Regions from separate parts of the Homo sapiens genome. Here regions 2, 3 and 4 are each linked to region 1. Evidence: chromatin loops called from intact Hi-C (ENCODE). Cell type or tissue: MCF 10A. All regions are shown on one strand. Each heading gives the region's core, and the rest is flanking DNA. Links, peaks and the distances in the headings are about the cores only.

Region 1 (4,670 bases), core at 444-4,443:
TTGTGATTCCCAGCCTGCAATCCTGTCTCCTGCTTCCATTACATCACACATGCTGTTTCCTCCATCTGAAACTCCTTTCTCCTCCACCTTCATTTTCTCCCTCTTTCTTCTAACTAACTCCTACCAGTTCCTTCCTGAATCATTTTATTACATTGGTGAAAAAAGGAATTGTGGTTTTTGCCATTTAAAAGTAATGGCAAAAACCGCAATTACTTTTGTACCAAGCTAATACCAGGTGAGTCTTCCGTGATTTTTAGAGTTTAGATACCCATTCACCCCATTCACTGTATGATTCCATAATAGCCAGGCAATATGTTCTATCAAAGCACCTGTCACACTGGACCACAACAATTGACTTTTTTGTTGCCTGTACTTGACTATGAGTTTTTGAAGGCAAAGACTGCATCTTATTTATGTGTGTTTCCAGTGCCTAGCACTGTCCATGTCATTAAGCAGGCATTCGACATATGTTTGCTCCATGAATGAACAAAGGTTTCGGCGACTTGGAAATTCTCCTTCTTCCCTCTAACTTCTGTATCTCTCACTTTGTCCACAGACATATATTATCCAAACAGAGAGGCAGAGAAAGTGGTTGGAAGTGTAAGAAATAGACTTCAAACACTTGAAGAGGAAGTTATGTAGAAATGGATCATTTTGATTCCTTGCATTCCCTGAGGTTGCCAAAAACATTCATTAAAAACATAAAAATCTGAACAGAAAATTAGCATTTGATCAGTTACTTATATCTAAGCATTATTATTCATTGAATCTAATTGGTTAGATTATTTCCTTTTGATTTTTTTTAAAGAGAAACAATGCTCAGTAGAGAGCATTAAAGCCTTTAATTCTAATTCTGAAAAATATGTAAATATTAATATCAAATATGTTCTAAATACCAAATAAAATAGAGTTAGCCCTGGAACAACTGGGTACACTGTTTAAGTTATGCCTTTTTTTTTTTTTTTTTGCAAAAGTATGCTGGCTATTAAAGCCCCATAAAACACAAAAAATAGAAAGGAAGTGGTGAAAATCTCCCAAATTGATCTATAGTGAAAAAGAATTGGGCAGGGTCTGGTTATTGTTATGTGACTATACGCACAAAGGTCCAAAGAACACAAAAATGAAAAAAATTCTGCTTGCGTGCCTTATGCAATAACATTTCTGCTTTTAGATTTTCTCTGGACTTTTTGAGAAAAGTATTTGTTCCTAAATTACCTGGTGCAACCATCACAATGTTTGAGAAATTTAATTCTGCTTACATCATTAGAAGCCCAGTATAACATCTCAAAAGAGCATTTTAAAAATTACTTTTGATATTTCATCCAAATTTGAATTGGAACAGGAAGAGAAGTGTCTCTTTCAATGTTATAAGGATTCAAATGTAATTATCACTTTCACCTAGAAAACATGTCATCACCAAAATAAATTTATATAAAAACTTGAAAATACAAATTAAATGGTACAATATATACGTATGTGTACATACACCTATACTTGTATGTTTTTTATTGATACATAATTGTATGTACTTATGTGGTACTATACTTGTATGTTTGTGAATATGAATTTCTGTTGCAACTATTTGAATGGTTCCTTTGAGCAATAAGTCATTGGACAAAAAAGACTATTTAAATGGCCACTTAAGATAAAGCCATTTTCTCCAACATTGGCTTCCATAGCAATACTGCGATTAACTAATGGTGGGATGTATTTTGGTAATTGGCTGTCATATCCAATCTCTATGAAAAACTGCATATCCCAGATGTCTCCACTACACATTCAACTCTATCTTGAAAAATCGAAGAAATTTTGTCCCAACACTGACAGAATAATAATGAGAACCAAGCAATGGCTTACCCTCTTGACAGCCAAAATCAAGAATGAGGCTACCTTTTTGGGTCCTCAACCTCACTCCGTGGACTGTGGACCAGACTCTGAGGATGCTCTTCAGGAGGTAAAAGCATTGTCCCTGAGCATCAGTTATCCTCAAGGCTCAGATCAAAGGAAGAGCATCTTCCATGTTACAGACCTCCACTAGCAGCTCTTGCAGTCATCCATAACACTTCTGCAGGGCTCACACTTCAAAACAAAATTCCCAGAGAAATAATATAGATAAGATTAACTGAGAAATAGATACAATTGAAGAGTTTTTTTAAAAAAAAAAAAGGGAGGGGGGCTTATAAAACAGTAACCCGATTCTTTTTTTATTCAGTTTCAATAATAAATAATTTAATATAATAATTTACGTGCATTTAAAAGGCTAGGCAATAGAAGCTCTAGGGTAAGCATGACTTTCACAAACCTGATATAATACCTATCTAAAAACAATTCATATTTATTACTGGAATAAATCCCTAAAATTCCTTTCTAAAGGCTTATCAAACCAAATTGGGTCCCAGCCCAACAAATCGAATTAGAAATCCATGTAAGTCTGCTAACTGAGTTATTAAAGTGATCTGCATGGATATTCCCAGTTCACCAGAAAAACCTTCTGTTTGGATGGACATTTAGTCAAATGCTGCCCTCTAGTGAGAAAACTCTGTTAAAGGCTACAAAAGGCCCTAAGATTACAAAGCATTCATAACTTCAAAGAAAAGACACCCAAATAAGATTAACCAAGTAAAATCTTCAACTAGAAACCACAGTTATTCTAGATTAAAATATCTATTTCATTTTTACTTTGTTAATAATGCCTATATTTTCTTTCTAAAAGTATCTTGTAAATAGGTAACATATTTAAATTACCATGGTAGGGATAGCTCAACCCGTGTGATATTTAGATATTTTTAGGCTTTTACATTTGATAATCCAATAATAGTAATTGATATTAAAGTATGATACATTTATTTGTTTTAGCTAGTGATGCAGCTAAAGAATTTGTATAAAATAAAATGGGTGATAATATGGTCTCCCACTCTGTCAATTAAAAAAACGTAAAACAAGTGGTAGATATTCCACAGAATATTTGCATTAATAATCAATACTTCACTTCTAGATATTTATTTTGCTGTAAAAGTCAAGATTTCTAATGTTCTTTAACAATATAAGAATATTGTTATATCTTCAAATAGAAAACTCAACTACTCACTTCTAATTCAGCAAAGGAAAATCTCTACTTTCAAGTTTCTTCACGCAATTCTAGTACATTTTATTCATTTAGCAGAAACAGGCATTTAGCATTTTTTAAATTGTATTCTAGACTTCGTAAACCCTGACAGTGCAAATTTCCTCCTAAGACACAATCTTATTAGAGCATTTATTCATTCTTCTGTTACGTCTTTTAGTGAACTTCATGGCTACCTGCTCTAAACCCACACTCTGCTAGTCATTTTGGATATAATGGTGAAAAGGATGGGCCTGGTTCCAAAACATATGTATCCTGTAATCGAATGAGGGAAACAGATACGCAATCAGGTAATTATGAAGCCTTACGATGAAGAGAGACATAGTACTCTCCAGAAGCAGGTAGAAGGTGTACCTGATCCATATTGGGAAAACAGGAATGCTCCACTCCCCAAGAAAGTAAGACTTGAGTTTCAACAAGGTTCTACAGCCATTGAAAGTCCTCTGAAAGTAGTGTGAGCCATACAGACCAATTTCTTTTTGCAGAAGCAATTTCCCTGATGGTTTTGTGCTTTCTTCAGTAAATCATTCCCAGTTAGATATGCAGTGATGGTATTTCCACACTCAGCACTGGTGACACTTACATTTGAATTAACTCTCCCCATAAATGTAAAGTAAAATATTTATATTTTAGTATATTTACTTAATAGAAAATTGTATTCTCCTTTCTTAATTTTAAACACATCTACACAACAATATGCCTTTCCTTTTCAAAAAAAAATAAGAAAACTAAAATTAAATTATTGTGTAAGTATATTGTCGTCATGTGCTCTAGTAGACCTGCTAGTACCCTATGTGGTCTTGGGCAAGTCATACATCTACAGTCTGGATCCTTTCAGCTCCAATATTCTGTAAGTCTATCAGTGACTCTCTATATAAATTACTCTTGGCCTGGCACAGTGGCTCATGCCTGTAATCTCAGCACTTTGGGAGACAGAGGTGGATGGATCACCCTGAGTTCAGGAGTTCGAGACCAGCCTGGGCAACATGGCAAAACCCGGCTCTACCAAAAATACAAAAATAAAAATAAAAATTAGTCAGACATAGTGGCATGTGTCTGTAATCCAAGCTACTTGGGAGGCTGAGGCTTGAGCCTGAGAGGCAAAGTTTGTAGTAAGCTGAGATCACACCACTGCACTTTAGCCTGGGCAACAGAGTGAGACCCTGTCTCAATCAATCAATCAATCAATTAGACTCTTCATTTTAAAGTATTGTACTTGTTGTTGACTTTCAGTTTTTCATCTTCTAGTCACCATGGTCATCATGGTTTACAGAAGACAAACTCTTGCTTGAGTAGGATTTAATCTTGTTCTTTCTTTTTTTATTATTTATTTTTATTATGCTTTAAGTTCTAGGGTACATGTGCACAACGTGCAGGTTTGTTACATATGTATACATGTGCCATGTTGGTTTGCTGCACCCATTAACTCGTCATTTACATTAGGTATTTCTCCTAATGCTATCCCTCCCCCCATCACCCACCCCACGACAAGTCCCGGTGTGTGATGTTCCCTGTGTCCAAGTGTTCTCATTGTTCAATTCCCACC
Region 2 (4,670 bases), core at 416-4,415, 330 kb after region 1:
TTCTGTATGGGCCTGTAAAGGGGCAGCTTAACTTCAAAATGCATTTTAAAATTTTTTTTCCTTTCTCTTGGGTTTCAAGATGTAACCTTGAAGCAAACTGCAGAAGCCTTTTCCCTTAGCCTTAAAATAGACTCCCCATCCCTCCCTTTCTCACCGTATACACGCCCTTCACATTTATCTAACTATATGTTAGTATCTAACTAGGTGCCTACTTAGAAGTTCCAGGGACAAATCCTGAGAGAGACAGATCAAGCCTGGAGACCCAGCTGCAGAATTCCAGAGATTACCTCAAGGTGGCTAATCAACAACCTGGCCATTGTTGAGATGAACGCCAGCCCACACTCCAGGTGGACCGGGACCCAAGATAGCCACTGGAATAAAACTCAGTGCAATTCCTGCATCCCTTCCATATCAGGTCTTCCCTTTTTAAACGCTTGCCTTTCCACCTCAAAATTCAAACTGGTTGCTTTGGATAGGAATCCAGCCACTTCCCCTTAGCCAACTTTGGAAATAAAGTCAATTTTCCCCTACCATACCTCGCTCTTGTTAATTGGACTCTGCAAGCAGTGACTGAAACTGTGTTCAGTTACAGGCTTATAACTTTCCAATATACTATATAGTTTATTTACTTTGTTTATTATTTTTCTTCTCTCATTAGGCTATACGCTCTGTGAAGGCATGTATTTTTATTCACTTACTGCTCTAGCCCCAGTGTTTAGGACTGTGCCTGGCAAAGAGTGGCACTCACTAAAAACTTGCTGAATGAATAAGTGCAGTGCACTATTCTAAAGTATTTAGAACAGTGTCTGACACATAGTGAATGCTCAATAAGGGCTAGCTATTAATATTATTTTTGCCAGTGGAGAGGGGGTCATGAGATTCCTGGCATTGCAGAAGCTACTCATATATATATAGCATTTGATCCCGTGATCCTGCAAGAAGTGGAAGACAAATAATATGCACATGTTAATTAGGAGCTTAGTTTCCTTGTTTTTATGTGTGTGAACCAACCCCTGGGATGAGTTGAATTCCCTTTAGAACAGATGTAAAACCATAGATCTGAGTCTCTCACATGTACCTAGGAGGTGATGAAGGGCAGAGAGGAGACTGTGGGCTGGAGCTGTTTGGAACCACAATTTGGGCCCAGAGAATCCGAGCTCAGGGAAGTCTGATCTGGCCCCAGGTCAGGTCTGATTGATTTTAGGGTCACTTTGGGAAATGAGGAAAGTCCAGCAGTTATACTGCAACAGAAAGGCTGATGATAGTTTATGCTGATTCTGAACTTTTCTTTATTGGAAGAGCTGCCTTTTTAAAATGAGATATGTATAAAGAAAGAACCCAGAGAAATATGTATTTGTTTCTGGTTCCTGGCATAGAGCTCCTAAAGCTCTAGTAATTCTCTGAGTGATAAGAGCATCTTTGTTCTAATGAGGCAACTCTTGCTGGGCTCCTTTATAACTTTGGGATTGAGGTTGGTTGCCAGGAAGACCCAGTCTTGATGAGAAACTTGGAAAATTCAGTCCCATCCTCCAAGGGAGAGAAGCTAGGGCTTCAGTTAATAATCAATCATGCCGACATGATGAAACCTCCATAAAACCCCCTAAATACTTGGTGACCACATCAAGGTGCTGGGAGGGTGCCAGAGGAAACTCCACGCACCACCCCCACACCTCGACTTGTGCGTCTTTTCCATTTGGCTGTTTCTGAGTTTGGCTGTTTCTGAGTTTATAATAAACTGGTACTAATATGTAAAGTGTTTAACTAAGTTCTGTGAGCTGTTCTAGGAGGGGGTTGTGGGAACCCCTGATCTGTAGCTGGTGGGTCAGAAGCCCAGATGTCCTGGACTTGTGATTGGCATCTGAAGTCTGATGTGGAGACAGTTTTGTGGAACTGAGCCCTTTCACTTTTAGCATCTGACACCAACTCTGGCAGTTAGTGTCAGAATTGAATTGAATTGTACAACAGCCAGTTGTTGTCTGGAGAGTTGGAGAATTGGTTGGTGGGAGGAAAAATCTCATTTGGTGCCAGATGTGTTGTGAGAAAAGAAAAAAAAAAAAAACAGCTCATGAGCTCTGTCTTTTCTTGAACTGACTGTGCTGTTACCATGCAGTAATAGTTGAAGGTGAGATCCTTTCTTTTGGTATGTTTTAGGGAAAAAAGCCCAGAAACATACTTTAAAATTGGAAAGAGCAAGAGTATATGGATGTGTATGTGTAAGACATTCTGATTCCTAGGGGGATACGCAACCATCTTTATTATTATTATACATTTTTAGAGTCGAGGTCTTGCCATATTGCCCAGGCTGGCCTCAAACACCTGGACTCATGTGATTCTCCCACCTTAGCCTCCTGAATAGCTAGAACAATAGGCATGTACCACTGCACTCGGCCACAACAATTTTAAGAAAAAAATCTGGCCTGACAAGGTGGCTCATGCCTATAATTCCAGCATTCTGGGAAGTCAAAATGAAAGGATTACTTAGGCTAGGAGTTAAAGACAAGCCTGGGCAGCATAGTGAGACCTCATCTCTACAAAAAAATTAAAAAAATTAGCTGGGTGTGGTGGCATGTGTTCAGGAGGCTGAGGTGGGAGGATTGCTTGAGCCCAGGAGGTCAAATCTGCAGTGAGGCATGATGGCGCCACTGCACTCCAGCCTAAGTGACAGAGTGAGATCTTGTCTAAAAAAAAAAAAAAACTATCCTGCTTGATATAGATCTAGATTTGTAGTCATCATAGAATAACAACATGGCCAATTCTGCCATCTGTTGGTTGTATGAGCACTATGAATAATCAACTCTGTGTGTGAGACACTTGAAATCATTGAATGCTGGAATGAAAAACCATATAATGCATAAGCTGTCAGGGACAGGCGGGGTCAGTCCTGTTTCTCATGATCTTTTTGAAATAGATAGACACTTTATAACCTTTACTGCTTGTTCAATTCAAAAACAGACAACACATTGGAATGTCGTCGTGGCACTGAAGCTCAGCTCTTTTTTGATCCCTATTGTTGATGTTAGCACCTATTCAGATCCCTTTATAATGACACTGGAAATTACATATGTGAAAATATGTATACAGTTATTCCTGTAATCTTTTGTTAAAAAAGGTTAATTTCCAATTTTTAAATAATTCACTTTAAAGATATGGGATGGGGGCTCTTTCCTGAAATTTAGATAGTATTCAAATCATAGCATAGTGCCTGAGGACTTCCACATCTATTGCATACTGCTTGCTTAATGAAAGTTGAATTTCTAATGCCTTTAAAAATTAATGCTTTGGCTGGGCGCGGTGGCTCACGCCTGTAATCCAGAACTTTGGGAGGCTGAGGTGGGCGGATCACGAGGTCAAGAGATCATGACCATCCTGGCCAACATAGTGAAACACTGTCTCTACTAAAAATACAAAAATTAGCTGGGCGTGGTGGCGCATGCCTGTAGTTCCAGCTACTCGGGAGGCTGAGACAGGAGAATTGCTTGAACCCAGGAGGCGGAGGTTGCAGTGAGCTGAGATTGCGCCATTGCACTCTAGCCTGGTGACAGAGTGAGACTCTGTCTCAAAAAAAAAAAAGAAAAATTAATGCTTCTTAAAGAAGAAAATATCCTTCTACTCAGTGAGGAAAACATGATATATATGCTTATAGAGTATAACTTTTGGCTCTTGAATACTATACATTTTTCTTTGTCATACTTTTGTTAACTTATTACAGTATCTTGAAAACTTTTGAAATAGCACACGTTGCTCAAGTATGTTTTTCCATTTGGAAAGTCTTAGTGCTTTTTCTACTGCACTTTTACTTAGTGATTCATTTTCCATCTTGTCTCAGGACCCAAGATGAATTGAACCAAACATGCAACCGCCCGCCCCCATCTTTACTGTTTTTCATCCTATTTTTGGTGGGCCATTTTATAAATTTAATTTTGAATATTAGTCTAATCTTCTAGGGTGTGATAATCTTGTCCAGAATTGCCTGATCTTCCCACTCACTCTTGCAGCCCAGGGGCTAATCATCTCCCTACTCCATTGACCTAGAGTGATGATTGATATTTCTAGCCACCTCGGTCTCCACCTATATGATTTTTAAAAATCTAATTTGCTTCAGATAGCCTGTGTGACAGGGATCATTTCCACAACTTCAATTCTTTACTGAGGGAATAGTCAGTGAACAGATTGAAGCCCAATGCTATCACTTTGTGCCTTCCCAATTTCACTTCTGAGTCTGCGTCAAAACAACACACACTTGAACTTGTATTTTTTTAAAAAATCTGCTTTCGTGCTCATAATCTTTTTCAATCTCTTTTCCTGGTATCTAAAATATCTTAGCAACAACTCTCATCTCTGAGCAACCATCAGGGTATAGTTTCAAATACTACAGCAATCAAAGCATCCTACTTCATTACTTGCTGATTTTTTCCAGGCAATCTATATTTATTTTGTGAATATAACATCAATATAGAAGCACATGATTTACTACCCTTCTCTCTAGTCCTCAAGAAAACTCTTTCTGCGACAAGCAAATTTCCAAGACTCCGTGACTTTTTCATTTTTTTTTTTTTTTTGAGACGGAGTTTTGCTCTTGTGGCCCAGGCTGGAGTGCAATGGCGCGATCTTGGCTCACTGCAACTTCCACCTCCTGGGTTCAAGCAATTCTCCAGCCTCAGCCTCCTGAG
Region 3 (4,670 bases), core at 228-4,227, 68 kb after region 1:
ACCCTGCCAGAGGCAAAGAAAGTGGGATGGAGGAGAGGTAAAAGTGGGCAGAAAGTTCTTATTTTAACTGATTCTCTTTTGGGCCAGCTTCTTGCTCTGAGGGCCTGATAGATGTTTAAAGATGACTTTTTCTAACAATTCTCTGGGTTCTTCAGGGCACTCCCCCAACCAAAAAAAAAAAAATTAGAAATATTTGAATACTCTTCATCTGAGAGAAATAATGTATCTTACCCCTGCGAGCCACCTCCTTTCTCTGCCGTCCCCTGTCTCTCCCCCAGGCAGCAATCTTGGGAAGGATTTTAAATGACTCCTGCCTGGCTCAGGCTCCCACATGGCTCACATTTGCTCTAAGGGAAACTCTCACCCAGCTAACTCTGGGAGCGTCTCCTTACTCCTGTCATTAGAGCAGCTGGCCAGCCTGTCTCTTCGCCTTTTAAATTTTCCAAGTAGGATTCAGAAAGCAGCTGTGTCTTCCTCACTTCCAGAGACACACATCTCCATGAGGTCCCTTCGGAAGCTGTCTCTGGACTTCATCTGAAGGGAAAAGCAGTCTCTGTGCTCTTCCTGGCAGGGGCAGGGTACTCACAACCACGCTTTCTCAAAAGAAATCCTATCAAACTTCCCCTCATCTCCACTTTCTTGATCCTTCAGTATCTTTAATGTGGGTGGGGTTTTTTAAGAGTCGAGAAACTCATGAAAACTTGCATTTTTGGATGGCAAACCACTTTGGAATTTCATACTTGTTGCAACTTGGCACCTCAGTTAAAATGTCCAAGTTAATATTTTATTACATTATCATTTTTATTGAAATATGAATTAACTCTTTATGATAGACTTAACTGCTGTGATACAAATATAAACAAAGTACAATGGTAATATAGGAGAATAAACAAATTTTATCCAGGTTTGAGAGTAGGGTGCTGAGGCAATAACATTTGAGTTGCACCTTCAAGGATCCGCTTGGTCATTTAACAAACATTTACTGAATACCTATTATATTCAAAGTAGTATTCTAGGTGCTTGAGATAGATCAGTGAACAAAAAAACAAAGATCCCTGCACTCATGGATCTTTTATATTCTAGTAGGAGGATGGGAGAACAGACAATAAACATAATAAATTATATAATGTGTTCAAAAGTGGTAAGTGCTATGGGGGAAAAAGAAAACTAAGGCAGGAAAGAAAAGCTGATGAAACAGAAAAGAGGAAACAGATTACCAGGGGAAAAGTACTATGAACAAAGGCCTGAAAGTTTAAGGGGAATGCCATAATCAAAGAACTGAAGATAGGGTGGTGTGGCCAGAGTCAAAAGCAATATTAAAGATGTATGTGTGTGCAGCCCCTACCTCAGGCCTCATCTCAACTCAACGATTTGCGCTAAGCACCGTTATTTGCACATTGCCCCCACCTTTTTTCTGGAACTCATGACAGTTTGCTTTTTGTTCTTATCCCTATGGATACATGTCTGAAACCTAGAAAGAAAAAGTACAAGAACTAATTTAACAATTTTTAATTTGAAATTCCATGAGATGGAGCTGAAAAGTCTTTGGTGCCTAACAACAATCAAAAAGAATTGTCAAACACCTATACATCGTAGGGAATCAGATGTGAAAATGCACAGTAGATACGGTCCTTGTCCATCAAACAAAGTATGGCAGAAAAGGGAGAAGCAAGCCCCCCACCTCTGCACAGTCCAGCATGGCTCTGCAACAGTAGGACCCACTGCTCAGGGCCCAGCAGTGACATCACCTGGTGGAAGACACCACAGCCAAGCACTAGAAACAGAAAGAAGAAGCCTCGTGCCACTTGCTTCACAGGCAGTCTAGACAGCAGGCAAAGACTGAGAGGTAAAACAACAGAGATGAGAAAGAACTAGAGGTTCTGCAATAGTGAGTTAGGTTTAAAAAAAAAAAAAAGCAATATGAGTTATTATTGTAACCATGGCTTCATTTCCCACCCTTATCCCAGGTTAACCTGTCTTGAGGAAAAGCCGCCAATAGCAGCAAGGACTGTGGACTGTATTCACTACTGTAACTATAATAGCAAATGTATCTTAAAAGTGCTGCTGTGATGAATCTAATTCTCTTTCCTTTAAATACAAACCAAAGTCTTCAGGACAGAGTTAGCCTTCAGGCTAAAAATTCCCCATTGAAATTCTAATCCCAGCTCTTTCATTGAAATAGCATCAATCAGACCAACACCAGTAAATAAGTTCTTTAAGTTCTTAACTCACTTCTTTAAAAGAGGTTTCCATAATCAGTTTGGAGATAGGTTCCCCGAAAGTTAAGCTCCAGATCCATATGCTGTGCCCAAAGACAGCAACTTAGAAATTATTTTCTCCAACTTTAAGAAGGGGATATGGTTTAATTGACAACAACAAAAAAAGATGCAGAAAAATGTGATTTTATGGGCTGAATCCCTTTTGAAAGGTGGGACTCTGCTGCCCCCTGCTTCCCACTATAAAAACTGCTTAGGGCAGAACTGGCAATCACTAAATCATTGAAGAACCAGTCTCTGTCTGTCTGTCTCTCTCTCTCTCTGACACACACACACACACACACACACACACACGCACATATACACATGCACACATACCCCCAAACCAAAATTACTGACAATACTTTAGCTTAGGGTCTCCAAAGACATCCTCTGTTACCCAAACCCCTTTATTATGTAAACACTGGTTACCTAGACACAGTGATAAGGGCCCAGGATGGCTTCAGCAAGCTGAAGGGCACCATAGATCTGTCTTTAGAATCTTCCGTCTGTGCTCTTCCTGGAATACTCCTTGGATTTTGACCATCATTTCCTTGCTGACAGAGAATCTCCAACACTTACCACCCAAACTTTATTCATACTTGAATATCCGAAAAGGCCTTCAAACTCAAATGACCAAAACGAAGCTTAACATTTCTCCTCACAAACCAACAAATATGAGGCTTTCCTTCAGTGAGCTTGATTTATTTTCATGGTACCACTATTCTTCAGTCACTCTAGTTAAAAAATCGTATTCCATCTTTGATATTTTTCCATCTCACTGACCTCCTGCTTCAAATGAATGGCAGGTACTGCCTTCTTCTATGCACATCTTTTAAACCTGTTGCCTCCTCTCCAGCTACCCATGTTTAGGCCTTCCTTGGGGCGTCACCTTTTCTGTCTGGAATGTTACACTAGCCTTCTAACTGCACTCTCCACCTCATACCAGCTTGTCTTCATTCCAATACATCTTAAAATTGCTGGCAGGTTCATCCTCCTGAAGTACAGCTCTGCTCATTTCACCCCATTGTCTCCCTCATGCCTCAGACAAAAATCCAAACCCTCTAGGCTAGCATCCAAGGCTCTCCATGACCTGCCACCCACTGATTCTTCTACTGCATTCAAGTGACCTGCATATAAGGCACATATTGTTCCCTAGAGACAGTGCATGATTTTCTTCTGTGCCTTGCTCCTGCTGATACTTCTTCCGTGAATGCTGTTCTTCTACCACTCCCATCATCTTCAGTTCTTTAGCTCCAAATCATTTGCATCATTCAAGTCCTAGGTTAAATACCACTTCCATTGCAAAGCCTTGCCTAATTCCTTCCATTGGAATATATCTTTCCTTCTCTGAAGTCTAATCACATTCTATCTGTTCCTTTCTTTTGTTCAAATGAACAAATATGTGCTCAATTTCTGCTGTGTACAGGAATATGCCTGGTAAGGGCAAAATTGGGGCAAACCAAAACAGACATAATCCCTATCCTCGTGGATCTAACAGTCTAATATCTGCCACTTTCCAATTTGTATTCTCTTTCTGTGCAAGTCTTACTTTTCCTTCCAGACTGAAAATTTCATAAATGCAGTATGAAATTTTACATTTATGTGTATTTCATTCATTTTATGCCCCTCTCATACATAATATCTAGCAGAATACACTGCATGTGTTTTAATACATATTTGAATAAATTAATACATGTGTTAAATGTTACTAGATAGATGAGCTTCAGGGTCATTACTCACTTCCCAAGCAAAAGTAACTGATTAACTTTTTTTTTTTCTTTTTCGAGACAGTCTCACTCTGTTGCACAGGCTGGAGTGCAGTGGTGTGATCTCAGCTCACAGCAACCTGCGCCTCCTGGGTTCAAGCAATTCTCGCACCTCAGCCTGTCAAGTAGCTGGGATTACAGGCACGGCCATCACATTCGGCTGATTTTTGTATTTTCAGTAGAGATGAGGTTTCACCATGTTGGCCAGGCTGGTCTCAAACTCCTGACCTCAAGTGATCTGCCTGCTTTGGCCTCTCAAAGTGCTGGGATTACAGGCGTGAGCCACCGCGCTCGGCAACTGATTAACTTCTGGGTCTAATTTTATGGATTCCCTGGTTTTAAAAATTATTAGCCATTTTAAGTGTACTCAGAAAAGAGTTAAGTGCTCAGTCACTGGAATCAGAACCAGGCATGAATTCCGCCACTGCTCCTTACCAGCTGTGTGAGCTGGGGTGGGACTGGAAGTTACTTCACCTCTCTGAGCCTCAGTTTCCTTATCTGAGTTTGGGTGAGCACTAAGTAACATACTAAATGCAAGGCAACTAATGCAATCATGGTACATTCATGTTCAACAATTTGAAGCTATCATTATTTATTTCTGTTGTCTTCCTTTGAATCATAGCATGTTGATACTATTTCCCAGAGC
Region 4 (4,670 bases), core at 324-4,323, 460 kb before region 1:
GCCCTGGATATAGGCTGGGATTGGTATAGCCCGGGGAAATCCTCAGTACTGAAAATGATAAAGGTAGTAACAGCAGCAGCAACAACAACAGTAATAACCATTACCAGATCTTTCTGACTCCAGAGCTTGTGCTCTTGACTGTTTTTATTTCTCTGAGACACTGAGAGTCGTCCTTTAATAGAAGAGGGAGCCAGTATTATTATTCCATGGCCTGAGACACTCTGATGGGTGCAGTAGTACCAGGGTTGTTCCTGCCTATGATGGGGTGAAAGCCTGTGTGATATCATCAGGTGGGCCAGGAATAGCCCTCATGAGCTAAATGCCAGAGCACCTGAAGGTTCCAGTATGCATCACCCTTGGAGACAGGGGCACTGACATTTTCTATTAAAATGCAAATGTAATCTGAAAGGCATTGTGCACCATTCCTTTATCATCTTTTGTAAAAATTATAAATCAGATTTGCAAGTCTCTTATTTGGGCAGGACACCAGGGAAGGTTCAGAGCATAGGGTATCACTCACCTCTAAAAATAGTTCAATACTAAATTGTCATTCTTCTAAATTGCCTCTTCTGTGCCCAAATCTGGACAATTTCATTTTCTTTTCACTGGTTTTATAGTTGAGTGAAAGTAGTTCATGTCCTACTCCATAGAATGTTGCACATTTTATAATACAAGAAAACACGTTTTTATTCTTAAATAAGAGATACTTTGAGAAGCTTCTAGGGATGGGTTAGTTCAAGCTCAATCTTTCATTTTTACTTAAATTTCCCTGATATTCACTATAGACTATCTGTGCATATGTATATCTCCTATCTTATTCATTGCTTTATGGCCAGCATCTAATACATTCTCAAGTAAATGAATTAATAAACTGAGTACTCCTATTGGGAAAGGCCCTAAGGACAATGAGAAAGTCAGTAAATAAAGGCTCTCCATCCTCGAAAATCTTATCCTGTAGCAGAGAGACAAGTTCTAAGGCAGGAGAGACTGAAGGCCTGAATACGCTGTTGAGATGCAAAGGGGGAGATAGGGTGAAAGCAAAGAGGGAGCAAGGAAGGGGAAAAAGGCAAATGTTACTCTGTGGTTTTGAGCTTGGATGCCTGGCAGGGCCATAGTGCCATCAAGAGAGAGGAGGAAGTCAGGAGGAGGAGCAGGTCTGGGGAAAAAGGATAGAAGGAGGACATGATGAGTTTGGATCTAAACATACGAGGTTTGGATGACGTAGATTTGAGTGCCAGTTAAGATGTGCAGCTGCCCTATAACCTATGACGAAGATGAGTTAATTGCTGAGTTCTAGAGTAGCCTCAAACTTAGGCTATTTTATTCTCTTATTCAACAGGGCTTTGTGCTAGGCAATAAAAAGGGATTTAAAAAGGTACAAGAGGCATGATATTTGCTCTCCCAGAGTTCCTGAGTGAGGCAGTATGTGCTCAACAGTGCCAGGCAAGTAGCGGCGTGCAGAAGGAACAGAAGAAGGAGTGGCTTGGGTGTGACAAGCTGGAACCTGCAGCAGCTGCAGGGGGAGGGCGTTCTGAGAATCCAAAGATCAGCATGCCCCTTTGGACCTTTTGAAGGAAGCTATCAAAAATGAAGACATGACTTCTCAATACCAGGTTTATTTGAAAAGGAATAAAACCAATGTAACAGGTATACCTTTTTACAGTAATTACCTTATTGGTATACAGAGAGGAGGCAAAATCATGAATTGGTTTATTTTATCTTTCTGTGAGGAAAATGACTTTTTTGAGCCCAAATGAAGGGGAGTTAATGGCTTGGCCCTAGGATTACCATTACTGCTGCGGGCTTGGAAGCCTTGGAAAATTGCCCTTCTCTTTTCCTGCTACTTTCTCTCCCACTTTTTTCAGAGACATATTTTGGGTCCTCTGTCTCCTTGAGTCTGATAGCAGTGTGTAGAGATCACCCAGTGCCTGACTGCCTGTTACTGCTGCTAAGCCTTGTTCTGACTGGCCATGGTGACAATGGCCTAGGAGTTTCAACTTTGAGAGACTTCACAAGTGCCATGAGATGGGTGGCCGCTTATGTGGTTATTGTCTAGGGCTGACTGTGTCCACAGGGATGTGATTTTAAAGCCCTGGTATATGAGGTTGAGAACACCTATAACAATAGCCAATCCTAACAAGGGAGGTTCTCCAGTTTTACAGAGGGGGTCTTGAAAGGATTCAACTTACTAATAGTGATCTATGTGGCCGTACCAGTGGCATGGGGGAAAGTGAGAATTTAGAAAAATTGTTGGAAAGTATTTTCCTCTTGACAAGTAGAGAATTAGAGTATTATGGAAATGTAAGAAATTACAGAGTTAGAAGATTCCACCTTTGTAGTAACACATTTTATACTCTGATTAAAGCACTTACCTGTATCTGATAGTAAGGATGCCAGAATAAGGGCTTTACTGCTTCATTAAAATAGTGCCATCTAGTGGTAAATGTTTTGAATTGTAGCTAGGTGCCCAGAGAGCTGTCAAACCCTCAGGGGACTTGGCTTAAAGATTAAGCAGCATTTATAATTTTCTTGTTTATTTATCCATCTATTCTTTCACTTAGTTTACTTATCATTTACTACATGCTGAGCATCTTGATGGGTGTTGCGTATGAAGAGACGAGGAAGACACAAGCACTGACCTCAAGTTGTAGTCCAGTGGGTGAGACTGCCCGTGATTGCAATCCAGAGATAATGGCTATTTGAGAAGTGCGTTGGAAGCCCAGGAGATTCAAATGTCACACGCAGTTTCATTGCTGCTGCTGGAAGGCCCTCCCATGTGTATAAGGACATAACTTGCAGGAAGCATGGAGTCAAGGAAGGGACAAGCTGTTGGATACTTCCTCAACTTGCTGCTTGTGTGAGATTCCCCACCCTGCCAGACCTCTCTTTTGGGTTCTCCTTGTATCTCTGGCCCTACTCCTAAATCAAGGAACTGAATGAACTTGTGGTTTGCTGCCCAGTGGAGCTCTCTTTCTCTTTCATGGGCTTGATTCTTGGTCATTCTAGGACATAAATTGTTGGACACAGGGTGGTATGTTTAAAGCCCTGGACATTTTACCGGAACCTATTAACAAATTTTTACATGCCTTCTCTGCCCTCTGCTCGTTTATATTTCCCTTTTCTTCTGCCACGAGAGGTTTGCATAAGACCTTCTCTTCTTCACATAACTCTGTCTCTGTACAATACAATCTATACTGTTCTTTTTTGGAGAAATGTGCTCATTGTGAGATCTTGTTCAGGCACCTAATCTTTCTAGTTCCAAGAGTTGTTTCCTCTTAAAAACCAGACCAGTAATATTGACCTACCTAGGTGCTGAGCATGCAGAGGCTTGAAATGATGAACTCTGAAGATGTGGGAAAGAATTCACAGTGCATGAGGCATTTGGACCGGGATGTGAAGAATGGTTTGGAGATTATCAGTTGGCAGAAGTTTATGTTACTAAAGGGCATTCTACCTAGGTAGGTCAATATTACTGGCCTGGTTTTTATGAGGAAACAACTCTTGGAGCTAGAAAGATTTGGTGCCTGAACAGGGCCACACAGTGAGTACATTTCTCCAGAAAAGGACAGTGTAGATTGTATTGCACAGAGACAGAGTTATTGGTAAACTGTTTTAATTCTTGTTCAATATTTTATGACATGTAAACACGAGCAAAAGACTTGTTATGCTTTTTCTTCACTTGTCTTAAGTTTTACTTTGTAAAAATTAGCCGTCATACTTTTTTTTTTTTGGTAGAGTTTAGCACTTAAAAATTTTCACTTCATTTACTTTTTAACACCATACTCCTTGAATAAGTCTTTTTTGCTTTCCTTGTAATTGGTTCTTCTTAGTTTCCTTAGCTTTCTTCTTCTTCCTTGCTCTGTTTTCTCTATGAAGAGTGCTTTCCATCTCTCTCCTTCTCTTGGTGTCCAAGCCATCCTTTACTGTCATAACTCTCATCTTGCTTTTTTTTTTTTCTTCTTGCCTATCCAAACTCTTTCTGTCTGTTACTTCTATGATCTTTTCTGGTTCTTCTCATTCAATCCTTCCCTCTCATTCTCTTTTCCACTTCTCCATGTGTCTCTCATTGTATTTGTTTGTTTGTTTTTGTTTTTTTACTATCTTGATCTTTTAGGTTGTACTTCTCAGAAGTTTGTAGGCTGTCACTACCGATTCCATGTTTAGTTTGTCCCAGTCACCACCATGGGCATATCATTCTGTTGGTGTGAGAGAGGTAACAGATCTGTCAGGAAGGAATAATATATTCATTTATTCATTTGTCAGACGTGTTGTGTGACTGCTAGGTACCAGGCATTATACTAAGAGCCAGGTAGGGACAGATACAAAGAAGAATGAGATGGTGTCCACTTGCGATGAGCTCATATTCTAATCAGAAACAAATAGGTCAACAAATTCTTACGATGAAGCTCTGACGTGGGCTGCAATAGAGATAGGTAGAAGGTATTTAGCATGCAGAGGCCTGAAATGATTAACTGTGAAGAGGTGGGAAAGAATTCACAGTGCATAAGGCTTTTGGACTGGGATGTGAAGAATAGTTTGGAGATTATCATTTGGAGGTTGTTTGGGTCACTAAAGGGCATTCTAGGCAGAGGCAAAGATTGAAGCCTTTAATAAATGTGGTGGGCCCAGGGAAATGCATATGGGAGATACAGGGTATGTACAGGAAAAAG

What was found. Hi-C counts contacts between places; a loop is a spot of excess contacts. Peaks named below come from ENCODE experiments on the same cell type or tissue, not always from the same donor. Only the 100,000 strongest peaks of a DNase experiment are listed, where the experiment ranks them.
Region 2: it touches region 1 in a loop (7-fold over the local background); 8 of 110 quality-filtered maps call a loop at or near these places.
Region 3: a loop joins it to region 1, with 2.2 times the contacts of the local background. A loop is called at or near these places in 10 of 110 quality-filtered maps.
Region 4: a loop joins it to region 1, with 13 times the contacts of the local background. A loop is called at or near these places in 5 of 110 quality-filtered maps.

What each region holds. Positions count from the first base shown.
Region 1 is chr1:90,112,581-90,117,250 of GRCh38, reverse strand. It overlaps LOC105378848 (a long non-coding RNA gene), which reads right to left and starts at 2,079. Exons shown (of 3, transcript XR_947587.2): 1 at 1,858-2,079. In MCF 10A, for the core only: a CTCF peak has its summit at 2,510 (motif pointing left); a DNase peak (open chromatin) is centred at 2,520.
Region 2 is chr1:89,778,935-89,783,604 of GRCh38, reverse strand. The region is part of intron 1 of LOC107985744 (a long non-coding RNA gene); the gene reads right to left. Among named protein-coding and RNA genes, the nearest start is that of LRRC8D, 40 kb to the left of the region's middle. In MCF 10A, for the core only: a CTCF peak has its summit at 2,744 (motif pointing left); a DNase peak (open chromatin) is centred at 2,754.
Region 3 is chr1:90,043,936-90,048,605 of GRCh38, reverse strand. No RefSeq gene overlaps it. Among named protein-coding and RNA genes, the nearest start is that of ZNF326, 51 kb to the right of the region's middle. In MCF 10A, for the core only: a CTCF peak has its summit at 2,435; no DNase peak of the experiment used is centred there.
Region 4 is chr1:90,577,176-90,581,845 of GRCh38, reverse strand. No RefSeq gene overlaps it. Among named protein-coding and RNA genes, the nearest start is that of LINC02787, 32 kb to the right of the region's middle. In MCF 10A, for the core only: a CTCF peak has its summit at 2,430 (motif pointing left); a DNase peak (open chromatin) is centred at 1,455.